2 separate regions of the Homo sapiens genome follow, and region 2 is linked to region 1. The links are chromatin loops, found by intact Hi-C in ENCODE. Cell type or tissue: CD4-positive, alpha-beta T cell. All regions are shown on one strand. Links, peaks and the distances in the headings refer to the core of each region. The heading gives the core; the rest is flanking DNA.

Region 1 (2,821 bases), core at 89-2,588:
TATTTTCAAAATAATTTTTATGTTACATTATTTCCAAGGTCAGTTTTAATCGAAATTATTATTATTATTACTACTTTTTCTTGAGATGGGGTCTTGCTCTGTGGCCCAGGCTGTAGTGCAGTGCTGGGATCACAGATCACTGCAACCTCGACCTCCTAGGCTCAAGTGATCCTCCTCCCTCAGCCTCCCGAGTAGCTAAGGACTAAAGGCATGCACCATCATGCCTGGCTAATTTTTCTATTTTTTTTTTTTAGAGACAGGGTCTTGCCATGTTGCTCAGGCTGGTCCCAAACTCCTGGGCTCAAGTAGTCGACCCACCTTGGCCTCGCAAAGTGCTGGGATTACACAGGCATGAGCTACTGTGCTAGGCCGTTGTTTTTGTTGTGGTTGTTGTTTGTTTGTTCATTTTAATTTTTATATCTGAGGAACAGAACATGATGAGGCAGCCATAAATAAGCCTGACTCAGAGTTCTGCTTTTCATGAACTGACGTACATAAGCAGTAGTGCATCTGTTTCCCTATAGGTGAAATGGGCATTAATATTTACTCAGCCTGCCTTAGAGAGTTGAACTGTACAAGGGAAATCGCTGTATAAATTTAAGATGTTTTAATTCATGGACCTCACAACCAGGCTTTTCATATAATCACCTGCCTCTCATGGTTTGACTTCTCAGCTTCTGGTACAAATGCTTGTTCATTCTGACCAAAAATATTGTCTCTGGTATTTCTATACTGATGAGGTGGTTTAGATTAAGGAAGTTTTCATTTCTAAAAAGAATTTTGTTGTAGTTTGAGATCAAAGAATAACACTGAGAAAGGAGTATGGTATACTTGGTTTGAACTGTGTGCTACACTACCAGGCCCCTTCCACATTATACTACTAATTTATTTAAAATAGATAGGTATCACACTGAGAGGATATAAAAAAAATTTCTGCCTCTTCATTTTTGTTTCTTGTTTGAACAGAAAAAATGACCAAAATATTGGGAGTACTTCTAAGGAAAAGGCAACACACATTCCAGTTAACACTTGGATGTGAAAATATCAATGAATATTAGAATTTATAAGTCAAACTGGCTCTGCTCGCTGATTGCAATTTTTAGTTACATTCACTATTTTGTGCTAAATTTAAGTCATTGGTATACGACTGGCCAGAGTCCTTGGTTTTAAACATTACTGAGAACTTTATATATACTCTTAATGGGTATTTTATATAATGTCGAATGAAACTTTTATTTTTAGATTTTTAAAAAATATTTTGCACTTTGGACTTAATTTTACACTAAATTGTATCAGCCAGCCTAAGGGCATTATGCTAAATGTAAATCTAGTTCTTGGTTAAGCTTTTATTGAAAGATAGGTGGTGCTGTAAGTTAATATATTGTAGTGAAAGTGTGGGAGAAAAGTTAAATTGGCACTTAAATCTTAGTTTTCAAGGAAAACGTGTCCCGCACATACTGCATTATGATGGACTTTGTCTCAGGTGAAGTGAAGAAGTGAAAGAATCAAGTGTATGGCCGGTAAGAATTAACCATTAATTTAAATGGGATGCTATTAGTGGGAAACTTTTACTGATTTTTGAAGAAGGAAGTAACAGTGCAGATTTACTTTTATCAGTCTGGCCATAATGTGCAAGTCAGTAGGTCAAAACAGGGAGAGGATAGCAGTCATCAGAAAAGAACTGGAAGATTTTGCCATAATGAAAGTATAAGTTGATTAGGATCTGCACTAGGTCAGTGTCTTTAAAGAAGGAGGAAATGGGTAAAAGTTGGCATGTTACCATGCTATGAGGTGTCTTATGAATATATGGGGTAGATGTATTCAGTCAGATAATGCAGGAACAGTGATAGAATTTCCCATCCAAAACACTAGTCCTCCATGGCTCACGTTCACCAATATGAAAACGAATAAGATTCCAGTAAGTTATGTACAGCAAATAGTGTATTTCAGTAGACATTTAAACTTTTTGTGAATGGAAAAGGCAATAGTCTTTCTATAAAATCCTTTTACATAGTTTTATATTACAAAAATGTGTGTGTGTCTCCATTGGTTTCAGGAGATGGGGGGCAAACAGGGTTGGAGGGAGGATATGGTTTGTCTAGACTTGTAATATTGAAACACCATTTAATTGAAACTGTAAGGTTTACAGATGTATTTTGAAAAATTATTAGCCTCTCAATAGCAGTCTTTTGTTTCTTTGATCATATAAATTCTATTTTCACATTTTATCCGTATCTTTGCTTTTTTTGCAACAAGTCCAAGCAGCTTTCTTCCTGGGAAAATGAATGTTTTGTGAATCTCTCAGTTTAACCTCTGTTGTATGATACATACCATTAAGGAAAATGGGTTTTCATTAAAAGTTGAGAAACTTTTAGCAAAATCATTAATTAGTCATGATTTGCTTTTTTTAATACCTAAAATGTATATTTTAAAATTTCTTAGTTTATGAAATTCTGTTACTCCTATTACTAAAAGATGAGCCTTTTAAATATAAGACTCTTGTGATCAAGTGGAATAACATTGATTATATCACTTTATAAAGCATAAAGTATTATGGAAATGTAAGATGTTAAATTTAAATTTTTAATCTCATAAATTGCACTTAGTAGCTCATCAGTCTGATGGGGAATGGTATATCAGGAACTTATAAGATGGTACTTAATACCATAACTTAAGTTATTCTTCCCAGTGGAACTACTGGTGATTGTATGTAACTTTGTTTCCCAAGTTTGCATACTCTTAAAATCAAGACTTTTAAGGCTAGTTTCAGCTTTAGAAGTTACTGCGCTCTTGGCAAAACCTTATTTCTGTGCCTCAGTAT
Region 2 (2,821 bases), core at 185-2,684, 240 kb after region 1:
GGGGGGTTAAATGAGATAATATCTGTAAAATGATGGAATATAGTAGACGCATATAGGTTTCCTTCCCTCATTTCTGCTATCTTAATCACTTTTGTGTGAATACACAGTAGGGGTCTAGAAAGAATATGAACCATGATTTGGGAGAAGTCAGAGGTGTTCCAAAAATTTCTGAACCTCTCCCAAACCCTTTTAAGCACTGGGGTCTGAAAAGCCTACCCTCTCCCACCCTAAGATTTCCAAATAGTATCAAAAAGAAGAAGAGATTCCCACTCCTGTTTTCTGGGGAAGGGTGGAATATGCAGGTTTATTATTGCCAACATCTATAACACAAAGGCTCTGCCAGAGCCAACCTTCAAGGTGACCCCTAGATAGGGAGAGAGAAGAAATGAGATTGAAATTTCAAGGGCCTAGCTCTGGAGATTCTGAAGATCCTTGACCTTGGGAACTCACCCATGCAGAAGTGGAGAGACAGGTTTTCAATAATAAAGGCTAAGGGCTTCAAATTTCAGCTTGGGTTACTAGAGTTCAGTGAGAGATTTACTTTTTATTTTCGCCTCTTCTAGGATTCTTTAAATCTCATTAAGAAATGAAGAGAGAAATGTGAAGAAAAGCTGTCAGAGGGGTAAACTGTCAGAGGGATGCAAAGAAGAGTAAGATTTCAAACAATTGTTCTGAAAGAAAGTTAGTAGCTATTTAATAAGGACTGTCTATGCATATAGCAGATATTTAAATCATAATAAGTATAAAGTAAACTCAAAAGCGTCTCAATAAGGACAGCATCTCTCTTCCAAACCTCAATGGGTTTTGCTGGCTGCACTTCCAGGGCAAGTTGTCTTGGCCACACTTTACTTCTCTTCCACTCTCTCAATCCCTTTCACTGGGCTTGGAGGCACAGCAACTCAGAACTACAAAGTCTGGTCTGGGCAGCAGAGTCATTGGCTGCGCTGTACTCTCCCTCAGGGCAGTGGCAAGCTGGGACCTCTCTCAATAGGCAAGGGACCTCCGACTCCCTGTTTTAGATCACTTCCCCCTTGGACAAAATTTAGACCTTTGTGTAAAAGCTGACTGAGAAAAGTGCAATGTGTTCATCTGTCAAGCCAAGGATGAGAGTAATGAAAATTTTCCCATCAAGGTTCACGTCCTTTGCAGAAACTTCGTTTTCAACCATCTTGTTGGCCTTCTCTGCCCTGTTGATAATGCGCCCCCTAGTGGATGCTTTACAACATGCCCTTTGTCTTCGTAGAAACTGAGTCCTTCCGCCTGACTTCCGTTCTCGAATCCTCAAGGTAAAACCAGAAAGAAGAGGGTGAAGGTGGGCATCCTTGCACTCAAGGCTTAGTGGGGAGTGGGAATGGGAATGGAACTGGGTTGCCTGAGTTGGGACAAACGGTTGGGGAATAACTGATGGTCCACGTTTTCTTTTTAAACTACATTTTGTGTTTTGAAAAGGATTTATAGATCATGAAAAGAAGGAAACATTCATTAGTTGCAATTTAAACGTCATTTACTGAATATCTACTATATGCCAGGCATTGCGCCATTGCTGCGCTACAGATCCTTGTCTGAAGGACACAGATAATTGTAGCCAAGAACCTGCTATGACAGAGGGATAGATAGAATATTGATCTATAATGGCTGAAATTGAGCATTTGCTATCTACTTGGGCACTGTCTTAAGCATGTTGCATGTGTTAACTAAATTAAGTTATTTAACCTCTCTGTGGTTTAACAGGTAATCGTAGAACATAGCTTACAGAGTTATCAGAACTAAACAAGATAATACCTGAAAGATCTTAAAACAGTGCCTGGTACAGACATGCTAAAATAAGAAAACGGAAATGATACTCTGCACAACCTTGTGAGATGAAGTACCATATTATGTTGCATCTACAGATGGGGAAACTAAGGCAGAGGAAGCATAGTCACTCTGCTAGTAACTGGCAGAGCAGTCTGCCAATGTAAACAGCCCAGACCTAGAACATGCTCTCTTAACTCCTATGCCACACTGCTTCTGCCTGAACATACTGACTCTTTTAACAGGAATAGTTTTCATTTCAGTTCTTAAAGAAGGCTGGCATCAAAATTAGTGAGCTATTAAACAAGTGTCAAAATTATTGGGGACTGTAAATCACTTTATGTCTATTAGTTGATTCTAAGTGTGGCACAGATTACTTGTTCATTTGATGTTTGAGGAAAAGTTTAATAATATGCCAAACTTTGGTTCTCAGTTTTCATTTACAAAGAAGCTCTTGGCTAAAGAAATTTCCTAAAAGAATCTAGGACTACTCAAACAAGAGACTGGCTTATTTTCTGCCTTTTATTGTTCCTTAAAAAGAATTCAACATTAAAAATACAAAAGTAATTGTCTACTTCATTTCTGTAGAAAGGTAGACAATAAGACATCCATTTTCTAGAAAATTCTTTATTCCCAGAAATTTTATGCTAGAAATGTTTTCTGTTCCAAAAAATATCATCTAATCTCGTTGATGAACCACACAAAGGGATTACATTTTAAGTCTTATCATTGTGACTGAATGAACTGAGACTTCCCCTCTGCCTCCAGGGTTTAGGGAAGTACGACTTGGACAAGATATTCTTTATTGTCAAATAACAATGAGGTGTCTGATAAACTATCTCAGAGGCAAGGTGGGAGAATGCTCTTTTAGCATAATAAGTCCAGGGTATTTAATTCTGCTAGTAAGAGTGTCAAAATGAGTAGGAGAAAATGGTTTATGTCATACAGGTTAGAACAGAGAGTTTCTGAAAGAAATTAATCCTGGAGGTGGTGAGATGTGCTTGATTTTAGGTAACCCAGGGGAAAC

The links. Hi-C counts contacts between places; a loop is a spot of excess contacts. Peaks named below come from ENCODE experiments on the same cell type or tissue, not always from the same donor. Only the 100,000 strongest peaks of a DNase experiment are listed, where the experiment ranks them.
Region 2: a loop joins it to region 1, with 11 times the contacts of the local background. A loop is called at or near these places in 49 of 110 quality-filtered maps.

What each region holds. Positions count from the first base shown.
Region 1 is chr11:34,996,677-34,999,497 of GRCh38, forward strand. No RefSeq gene overlaps it. Among named protein-coding and RNA genes, the nearest start is that of MIR1343, 56 kb to the left of the region's middle. In CD4-positive, alpha-beta T cell, for the core only: CTCF peaks have their summits at 1,361 and 1,560; DNase peaks (open chromatin) are centred at 1,385 and 1,765.
Region 2 is chr11:35,237,109-35,239,929 of GRCh38, forward strand. No RefSeq gene overlaps it. Among named protein-coding and RNA genes, the nearest start is that of CD44-AS1, 24 kb to the left of the region's middle. RefSeq lists enhancers at 924-993, 1,004-1,073. In CD4-positive, alpha-beta T cell, for the core only: CTCF peaks have their summits at 1,221 (motif pointing left) and 1,421; a DNase peak (open chromatin) is centred at 1,203.